2 separate regions of the Homo sapiens genome follow, and region 2 is linked to region 1. A link is an interaction called in ENCODE POLR2A ChIA-PET data of the cell type or tissue named here. Cell type or tissue: IMR-90. All regions are shown on one strand. Links, peaks and the distances in the headings refer to the core of each region. The heading gives the core; the rest is flanking DNA. Region 1 overlaps HHIPL2 (HHIP like 2). Region 2 has its middle 190 kb from the start of LINC01705.

What was found. Peaks named below come from ENCODE experiments on the same cell type or tissue, not always from the same donor. Only the 100,000 strongest peaks of a DNase experiment are listed, where the experiment ranks them.
Region 2: POLR2A ChIA-PET joins it to region 1 with 18 read pairs; 2 of 35 experiments call an interaction of 5 or more read pairs at or near these places.

What each region holds. Positions count from the first base shown.
Region 1 is chr1:222,526,440-222,531,820 of GRCh38, reverse strand. HHIPL2 (HHIP like 2) reads left to right here. Exons shown (of 9, transcript NM_024746.4): 7 at 4,771-4,852. Among named protein-coding and RNA genes, the nearest start is that of HHIPL2, 19 kb to the left of the region's middle. RefSeq lists a silencer at 5,125-5,309. In IMR-90, for the core only: no CTCF peak of the experiment used is centred there; no DNase peak of the experiment used is centred there; H3K27me3 peaks cover 795 bases.
Region 2 is chr1:222,248,559-222,253,939 of GRCh38, reverse strand. No RefSeq gene overlaps it. Among named protein-coding and RNA genes, the nearest start is that of LINC01705, 190 kb to the right of the region's middle. In IMR-90, for the core only: no CTCF peak of the experiment used is centred there; a DNase peak (open chromatin) is centred at 3,339; H3K27ac peaks cover 423 bases.

The DNA.
Region 1 (5,381 bases), core at 176-5,175:
ATTCTAAGCACTTCACATTTTTTACCTTATTTCATAATCATAACACCCCCACGATATAATTATTTTTTATTTTTTCTTCTTTTTTTTGAGACAGAGTCTTGCTCTCTGTCTGCGGCGCCATCTCGGCTTACTGCAACCTCCGCTTCCAGAGTCCAAGCAATTCTCCTGCCTCAGCCTCCCAAGTAGCTGGGACTACAGGCGCCCGCCACCATGCCCAGCTAACGTTTGTATTTTTAGTAGAGACGGGGTTTTGCCGTGTTGGCCGTGCTGGTCTCAAATTCCTGACCTCAGGTGATCTGCCCGCCTCAGCCTCCCAAAGTGCTGAGATTACAGGCGTGAGCCACCGCGCCCGGCTCCATGATGTAATTATAATGCTCGTTTCACCAATGAAGAAACAGACTGAATATGCCAACTTACTCCTTCCTGATTGAACCACACAACTCACTGTGAGGGGAATATCTATTCTGAACCACAGTTTTAGGAATGTGGAAAGGGCCAACAGCGGGCCAGACTAAATGGGCAGCGGGTGTTTATGCTGCCGGTGCTGTCTGGGAAAGGGACCTCTGGTGATCATCTCACTGGTTGGGCCAGGTTCTTTCCTGACCTTGCCAAGAGTCTGTGAGAAAAGGAGAATTTTATTTATTTATTTAGAAACCTGAGAAAAAGGTAGACATCTAGGTAGGAGGTTGCTCAGTAGACAGACTAGGCACGTGTTAAGGGAATCAGTGAAGCATGATGTGCACGTGTACACATGAGCGAGAGAGACACAGAGAGACTCAGCTCTAATACATTTCCAAACATTTTATCATCAGAAAGCCGATTTTTAACTTCAGCTTTACATAAGTTATGTTTCACTCTGAAAGATAAGGTTTTCGAATTTTAAATATTTCTCTTTTTTTATGTGAGGACAGTGAACTTTTCAGTATTTGGCACGAGATATCACCATGTTTAAAGACAGAGATAATAAGGTGATCTCTCAGGGTCCCTTCCACATCTAGATTCTCTATAGGTGAAAAAAAAATAATTAAACAACAGAAAACAAAACAAATCAAAAAACACAAAAAATACACAAGAAAAGAAAAAATTTAAAAAAAAAGATTCTCTATAGGTATAAACCAGAGTCTCAAAGGATTCTGAAGTATTTGGTTTCTTTCCCCTCTGGGCCATGAGGTGGCTGCCTTGGGACCTTCACTTGAGTAGGATATAAAGAGACCCAGTCAGCTCCCGGACCCTTTCCTCTCAGCTAGCCGATGAACAGATAGTTTGAGATGAATGTTTTATAGGAGCAGAGGAAACTTCAAGAATTTTGGAAACTTCAAGTATTTTAACAGGAAAAAGTCTATGTGAGTTCCAAATTGGAAGTCCAAACATATGAAAAAGGAGAGAAACCACAGGCTGGCAGGATGATGGCCAGTGGAAAGTGAGTGACGTGAAAGCTGCAGGCGGTGGTGGAGCCTCTCCTCTGCCGGACACCCCTGTGTCCAGCACCACCCCAGAGATTGGAACCCCAGAGGCAGGCCTGCCCAGGGATTCTGGGCTGCCATCTTCTGTGGCTTGCTCCTCTTCAGGAGGCCACAGAGAACCTGGCTTTGGTGGCTTGGTTTGTTGTGCTTGCAGACTTCTCACCGTAGAAAACAGACAGCATAAAAAAAAAACAACAGTCATGGTACATCTGGCAAACAAAACACAGTCCTTGGCTGAATTTCATGGGGTAGACTTGCCAACGTGTTCCCAAGCCTTTACCCAAGGGCGGCCCTGAGGCTGATGAGGCTGTTCTTGAGGCAAATTATTTTTTTTTCCAGAGTTGCTTGCTCTTGTGTTTTTGCATAAACTGATTCATATTTTCTGCCCTTGCCATATTCTTTTCCTCTGAGAGGCATTTTTAGATCTGAGCCTTATTTCATTATTTTATTATCAGTCCACTGGCTTTAGGTAAGTCACTTTTTACTTGGAACTTGAGCTCTGCCTCACCTATGGCTGCACTTCACATCCTGGGTCCTGAGAGTTGATAGCTGGTATGAATTGCTGCTGAGTGACTGGCTGGTGTGGAGCTGCCCATTGCTGAGGTTTAATTGATGGGATTTCTGAAAGTTAGTCACTGAAGGGCATTCCCAAGAGGGCTGGTCAAATGAATTCTGTTTGCAGTAAATTTGTATAGCATGCATTTTTGTTTTAAATGGCATATTATAGTTTTTTTGTTTTTCTCCCCTAAGATGTATATTAAAAATATCAGTTGGATGCTACAGATGAAATTCACTTCTAGCATTGTTTTCTCCTAAAAATACAATGGGAAGTCTATGGAATGTGGAAGACATGTAATTTACACAAACTGCAGTCCAGTATAGGCATGGTTTTCAATTTTCTTTTTAGACTGAGAAGGCCTTTGCATGGTTTCGAGGGGCCCCTGCCTGTGTACACGTGGACCTTTCGTAGACACCACATTTATCTAATGGTAGAATCACTCTGGATGGTGCCTGGGCTTCCCATTCAGACAAAGCAAACTGACTCTAAAGGAGGGTGTGCCCTAGTTCATCAGATCTCTTACATGGGGAAGATTATACATCTAGTTTGTCAGTACACAAATCATAGTTTGTTAGGCAGCTGCTACCCTGTGTAGGGGCTATGCAAAGACCATGAGGCTCACACTTAGCACAAGACAAACGCTGGTCTCTGTTCTCCACAAAAAGCAGTTGTTTAGAGCTGTTGTGTGGTGGCTCATGCCTGTAATCCTACTGCTTTGGGAGGCTGAGCTGGGAGGATTGCTTGAGTGCAGGAGTTTGAGACCAGCCTGAGCAACATAGGGAAACCCCGTCTCTACAAAAAGTTTAAAAAATGATCCTGATGTGGTGGCATGCACCTGTAGTCCCAGCTGCTCAAAAGACTGAGGTGGAAGGTTTGCTTGAGCCCAGGAGGTTGAGGCTACAGTGAGCTGTGATTGTGCAGCTACACTCCAGTCAGCAACAGAGCAAGACCTTGTCTAAAAAAAAAAAAAAAAAAAAATTAGTTGTTTAAATAATTCAGAGCTGTATAAAGCTTTAGGTTTTTCAGAATTGCAACTTAATAGACATTTTCTTTCATAAAATTGAGAAAGAATTGTGTAAGGCACATGACAGCAAGTGAGTTTAATTCAGTGTAATGGCACAAACATTGGGTCAGACAGATAAGAAAGTAAAAATAACTACGATTATCGAACACTTTCTTTTTTTTTTTGAGACGGAGTCTCGCTCTGTTGCCTACTGCACTGGGAGTGTAGTGATGCGGTCTTGGCTCACTGCAACCTCTGCCTCCCAGATTCAAGTGATTCTCATGTCTCAGCCTCCCGCATAGCTGGGATCACAGGCGTGTGCCACCACGCCTGGATAATTTTTGTATTTTTAGTAGAGAGGGGGTTTTGCCATGTTGGCCAGGCTCATCTTGAACTCCTTACCTCAGGTGATCCACCTGCCTCAGCCTCCCAAAGTGTTGGGATTATAGGCATGAGCTACCGCGCCCGGCCTGGTTATCTAACACTTTCTAATTGAATACCTAACAATCACTTGAGGCATTGTGATCCCCATTTTACAAATGAATAAATATCTCGAGGGCTGTGCAGGTGAAGAGGTCTCCCAAGATAGCATGGAGAGGAACTGGTGTTATCAGAAATCAAATCAGACTTCTGGGACTCTCCACTGGGGCTCATGACCCCATAGCATAATGTCCCTCACAAATAACTAGAAAGCAATGTGGAATGAGGTAGTTACTGTGACAAAAGAACATTTCCCTGAGTTACAACTGGGAGAAATGGTAAGGAGCAGGGGGCTCTTTCTAAGAGTGTATTAGTCCGTTTTCACACTGCTGATAAAGACATACCTGAGACTGAGACTGGGTAATTTATAAAGAAAAAGAGGCTTAGTGGACTCACAGTTCCACATGGCTGGGAAGGCTTCACAATCATGGTGGAAGGTGAAAGGCACCTCTTACATGGTGGCAGACAAGAGAGAAAATGAGAGCCAAGAAAAAGGGATTTCCTCTTATAAAACTATATAAAACCATCGGAGCTCATGAGACTTATTCACTACCAGGAGAACAGTATGGGGGAAGCTGCCCCCATGATTCAATTATCTCCCATTGGGTCACTCCCACAACATGTGGGAATTATGGGAGCCAAATCATTCAAGATGAGATTTGGGTGGGGACACAGCCAAACCATATCAGAGAGATACAGGAGAGAGTGGGTAGAGGTGATTTTTGTGGGGCATGGAAAAGACCGAGAGGAGAAATGGAGAGTGGGGAGGGTCACCAGGAAATAAGGAACTCAAGGACAGAATGAAAGAGGAAAATGGGAGTGAGGCTGAAGGGAAACAAAAGGACTAAAGAAGGGGCAAAATAAAGCGATTGACAGATGGTCCTCAGCCTGCAGACTGTATATATCCAAGTGTTCACAGAGGAAAGAGGTGGGGAAGGAAATGGAGATTCACGGAGGTGAAGTTTCTGAGGGCAAGGAGGTGATAAGGGGGAAACCTGTTTGGTTTGATAAACAAACATACACGTGAAATTGCCTCTGCTAGGCCATACACTGAGCTAGTCTTTGGGGGGTTCAAAGATGGACTTTCTCCTCAAGGAGCTCACAGCCCAGCAGAGCTGATGCCAGTTAGGTTTCTGGGATTCCGTTCTTGGCGCTCACTGCATTTTAGGGCCATAACCTCTTTTTGACCATTTTCTGTGCATCCAACTCTGTGTCTCAGTGCTGCCTGATGTCCCATTATTGCCTGTCTATTTTTGTTGCCTTAGGGGAGCTGTATTTCCTGGCGACCTCTTACCCAAGTGCCTATGCACCACGTGGATCTATTTACAAGTTTGTTGACCCCTCAAGGTGAGATTTGATGTCATTTTCTTCTCAAATGCATTTTTCTCATTTCTTATCTCCATGGCAGGCCATAAAAACAGTCCTCATTGTCCCGAAGCAAACTCATGTTCTAGATGAAAAGCAGTTTGGACAAATAATGGCATAGGACAATGCATCTATAGCAATTATGGAATACTTGGGAAACGGTCTCTTTGCAGTTGGACATGAAGACCTTGAGCCTTTCTAGGGTTAGTCTAGGTCTGTGGCTTTTTTTTTTTTTTTTTTTTTTTGAGATGGAGTTTCACTCTTGTTGCCCAGGCTGGAGTGCAATGGTGCCATCTTGTCTCACCGCGACCTCCGCCTCCCAGGTTCAAGCGATATTCCTGCCTCAGCCTCCCAAGTAGCTGAGATTACAGGCATGCACCACCATAGCTAGCTAATTTTGTATTTTTAGTAGAGATGGGGTTTCTCCATGTTGGTCAGGCTGGTCTTGAACTCCCGACCTCAGGTGATTCACCTGCCTCGGTCTCCCAAAGTGCTGGGATTACAGGCGTAA
Region 2 (5,381 bases), core at 231-5,230, 280 kb after region 1:
GGCACCTGAGTTCTTAACTGGTGTCCAGGAGGAATGAGGTGGCATGAACCAATTGAAGGTGGTAAATGCAGGGGATTTTATTGCTGATGAAAGTGGCTCTCAGCTGGAAGGGGAGCTGAAAAGGGGATAGAGAGGGAAGGTAATCTTCCCCTGGTGTCTGGCCATCCCTGGCTGGACTCCTCTCTGAAGTTATGCCATCAAGCTATCCCTCTGAATTCAAGCTGCTTCTCTCCAATGTCCAACTATAGTCTCCAACGTCCAACTGCTTCTGCTGTCTCTGCTGGCTAAGCCTGGGGGTTTTATGGGCACAGGATCAGGGGTAGGGTGGGCCATGGGTGGTTTTGGAAAAGGCAACATTTGATCAGGAAAACAGGGATGTAACTTTTCACTTTGGGTGGCGGTATTAGGCTTTTCAGCTTGAGGGTGGGGCCCTTGCCAAGGACTTGGCCTCTTCTGCCCAGAATTTCCCTGCCTTCTGTCCATATCACTGGGATGAAGAATCCAAGGTAGGAAACTAATCTCTATTTTCTGGTTTTAATCAGTAGAATTCATTTCTCGATAGAAAATGTGTGTAATTCCAGTTCTACCTCTTTTCTCTTAAATATTTTTTCTTTTAATATTGTTCACATTTTATGTACTAATTAAAGAACCAGACATTGCAAACATGACACATTGATTTTTTCCACAATGTTTGTGAGTAACATATGGAATTGCTAACTAACAAAGTTATGGTTTGGTTTGTCTGTCTGCTTCTCCATTCGGGCCTCTGGCACAGCCTCCTAACTGGCCTCCCCGCCTCCAGTCCTTGACTCTTAAAAATGCAGCCTATCCAGAGAGTCCATGGATTCTAAGGGGCACAACTTACCTTATGGATGTCTTGCTTGAAACCCAGTAAGCCCTTTTGGTTGCCTAGAGCATGGTGTTGTCAGGACCAGCATCATCTGCATCACATGAGAACTCGTTAGAAATGCAAATTCTCAGGCCTTACCCCAGGCCTAGGAGGTCAGAAACTCTGGGGGATGGGGCCCAGCAATGCATGCTTAGAAAACCCTTCAGGTAATTCTGAATCAGGCTGAAGTTTGAGAACCTCTACCCAAAAGGATAAAAAACAAGCTGCTTCTTTGGAGAAGACCTGCTGCGGCCTGGTCCTCACCACCTTTTCTGGCTTCTTCTGCCCCATTTCCTGCTTTGCATTTTATACTATAGTAAATTGTCTGCAGTTGCCTGCATAAACCATTCTCTATCTCATTTTCAGTTGTTTACTCAAATAGGTCCTCTTGGTGCAAAATCTCCCTGCCCCTCACCTGTTCATTTCATGCTGATACTTGAACACTTAGCTCCAGGGTCATTTCTCTGGGAAGCATTCCTCCTGCCTCCCTGCACCTCCTTAAGGGCTCTCCCAGTACCCTGTGCCCATGGCTGTAATTAAGATAAACTCATCACATTATATTTATTTGCTTATGTCTATTTCTGTCACTACATTGTGAGCTCCTTTTATCGGGGACTCCACTTCTTTCATTTTTAATCCACAGCACCTAGCCGCGTATGCTTGACAGTGAGTTATTTGACTATCACTGAATGATTTATGAATGGGTGAAATAATGAATGAATAAATACTCGCCAATATTTCTGTCATATCTATGGTTCTTTTCCTGCATTCTCTATGGTCAAGTAAAAATTCCCTTTAATTCACCAGATGTGGCCAGCCCAAGAGATATTAATTATATCCCCTTTTTCAGGTTATCAAATGCAAGACAGATTCTTCCTGTCCTCTAACTTCCACATTATGCATTTTAAGCCTCCCACACTTGGTCCAAAGGCCAATCTTAGCTCTCTCCCAGTCAGTGACATTGTCATATTGTAAATTTGGCAGCAGCAGAGATACCTGATTGATTTCTGTCACTTATTATTCATTCAGAAATTCATTTAACTGAGTTTGCTGAGGTGTCATCGCGAAGCTAGTATGGACTGAGTCAGAGGAAGTGCTTTTTAAAATTCTACTTAATGCTCCCTTAGGGCTTCTCTATGCTGCCAGAGTAGAATAATATATTTTAAACAAGAAAGAAAAACAGCTCATTACTGTTTACTTATATTCCTATTTCTTCTTTTATTTAGGAGCCCTGTGTCTTGCTTGCATCAAAGACATGCATATTCAGACAATTTTGAAAATGAGACATTAAGTAGTCCTGTATAAAATAACACAAGCAGAAAACAAGACTGGTTCTAAAAGTCATTTCCGTTCTCCTTCTTCTGTATCCACACATCACCTGAATAATACAGATGTGCACACTTGCTGTTCCATCTGCTGCAGGACCTGCACACACAGCAACTCATCCTGCAGAGGTTGTCGGGCCATGCTGATCCAGGCACATGCTTCTGCGCACTTTCCTTTTGTCATTACAGATGACAGTTAGAAATATACCTTCTGGCCATGGGATTAGATAGACAGTAAAAAATAAATAGTAATGATGACAATTAATTTACTCTTTTAGGTCATTTGTATTTTTCAGCAGCCTTTCCCATTTATTCTCACAGTTTCTTTTATTCTGACAGTTGAGGTACATTTGTGGAAGTATCATTTTGGATTTACTGATAAAGAAGCTATGAAATTAAAAAATTCAAACTTGAAATAATTCAAACTTAAAGCTGTTGGAACTTTACATTTTTAACACTTTTTAAATTATAATTTAAAGAAAAAATTGACCATGTTCACTTTTTTTTTTTTTTTTTGGAGACAAGGTCTCAATCTTTTGCCCAGGCTGGAGTGCAGTGGCATGATCTAGGCTCACTGCAACCTAGATCCTCCCACCTCAGCCTCTTGAGTAGCTGGGACTACAGGTGCACACCACCACACCCGGCTAATTTTTGTATTTTTTGTAGAGACCAGATTTTTCTTTTCTTTTTTTTTTTTTTGAGACAGAGTCTGGCTCTGTCGCTAGGCTGGAGTGTAGTGGCACGATTTCAGCTCACTGCAATCTCCGCCTCCTGAGTTCAAGCGAGTAGCTGGGATTACAGGCACGTGCCACCACACCCAGATAATTTTTGTATTTTTAGTAGATACAGGGTTTCACCATGTTGCCCAGGCTGGTCTCAAACTCTCGAGCTCAAGTGATCCTCCCACCTTGGCCTCCCAAAGTACTGAGATTACAAGCATTTGCCACTGCACCTGGTGGGAGCTTTAAATTTTCCTGAGCCTTGAGAGGAAGGTGGCTATGCCATCTAAGTCATGTGGCTTGCAGCTGCAACTTCTGCCTTTTTCTTTTCTTTTTTCTCTAAATAATTAAGACCAAACAGTGCTGGAGCTAACACACTGACTCAGATCACTACCCCTCTTCAGGGAGTTATAGAGTAATCTGCCTTGGAATGTAGCAATTTTAACCAATTAAATTTCTGTGGCATATGCACTGATCTTGTATGGAAAATGTTGTAATCCTGCTAAGATTTCTATTTAAGTGGAACCTTAACTTCTCCACTTTGGAATGCTGACCCCATTTGTTTGGAGTTGGTGTCTTGGGTGGCTGTCCTCAGGCTTTGCACTCAAATAAACTGTACTTAATTATATTTTCTGAAATTCATTATTTAAGGCTGACAAAGCTGTGGCAGGAAATATGAAATCTCCCAAGGTTACTTAGCAGGTCACCCGTGGACTGGAAGTAGAACAGCTTTTTCTAGTTCTCATTTAGTTACTGGATAAGAAGGAGCCAAGATGGAAGGAGCCAGATGGCAAATTGTTCAGTAGAGTTTGCAGAACCTTTGTGCCATGTGTTAGCAGGTGTACCAGGTGCACCCACATCGTCAGGAAGGGTCAAAGCAGAGGTCTGGAGTCAGACTGTCCAGGTTTGAATTTTAGGTCTTCCACTTGCTTAATTGGGCACAATGAACACATTACTTAAACTTTCTGAAATTTAGTTTCCTCCTTTGTAGATGGAGAAAATTATAATAACTATTTCATGTGGTTGTTTGAGGCTTAGATGCATTAATACATAAACAGCTCAAAATTATGTCTTAAAGTGATAAGAATTACTCAATAAATGTTAACTCCTATTGTTATTCCACTCCAAATTCCTCTGTGAAGACCTGTGTCATTACAGCAATGAATCTATGTTGCTCTCTTTCTTCCGTGAACCACGGTCATAAAGAACTTTTTTAAATGACACAACTTAGCCACCAGAATATACTTGCTAATATTCTAATAATCATTAAAGCTATATTTGTTTCCCTAATTATGTTGCAAACTCTAGAGGCTGACTCTATGCTGTATACATCTTCTGAATCAATGCCAAGCCCTTAATTAATATTTGGGTGAATGACTTTTGGACAAAATGGCTTAGATTCTACTATTTTGTTTTTTCAAAATTGTTGTTAAAACAAACATTTGGCGGGGTGTAGTAGCTCAAGCCTGTAATCTGAGAGCTTTGGGAAACCAAGGTGGGAGGATTGTTTGAGGCCAGGAGTTCAACATCGGCCTGAGAAACCTAGCAAGACCACATCTTTACAAAAACATTTTAAAAAGTTAGCCAGGCATGGTGGTGCATGCCTGTAGTCCTTGCTACTTGTGAGGCTGAAGTGGGAGGATCACTTGAGCCCGGGAGTGTGAGCTGCAGTAAGTTATGATCATGCCACTGCTCTACAGATGAGGCAACAGAGTGAGACTCTGTTTCTAAAACAATAAAAACAAACATAAAATCTGCCTGGCATATTTGATTTAATATGCTTTTAGGCAAATTACCTTATTTACATTTTATGACACTGTGCAGGTGAGAACATTTTACTATACCCATTTCACAGATGACAAATATGAGCAGTTGAGCATCTACAAGATAGATATATTAAGTACATTGGCCAGAATTTGAACCCAGGTCTTCTGGCTCCAAAATTATGTTTCTTTTTTTTTTTTTTTTAAATTGTACTTGAAGTGTCTGGTTAAGTCAGACTGGACCAAACACCTGACAGTCATTTGCTTTACAAATTTCTTTTTTTGTTTCTCATTTGGAGATATCTGTTTAGGGAATTAAAGCAGGCTCATTCAGAATGGGCTACAAACCAGGATTCCAATTAGAGGGTGATACAAATAGGGTTGGAACACATCACCCATGCCCTCCCAGACCTCTGGATCAAGGCTGGACTGCCCAGCAGGACTGGTGGCAAGCACTGTCTCTCTTCCTGGCCACACCCACAGGGCAGTTGAGATTTTAGTAGCATAGCCAAGCAAGGATGATTTTTTTTAATGACCTGAAAATATAAAAACCTGAGAAAAGAAACAAAATTTTATAACAATTTCAAAATACTTATTAGAGAGAAGGGCTGTTTCCTAAATATTTGGAGAAAATGCTTCTGAATTGCAAACATTTACTGTGCAGATACTGCATTAAAGTAAAATA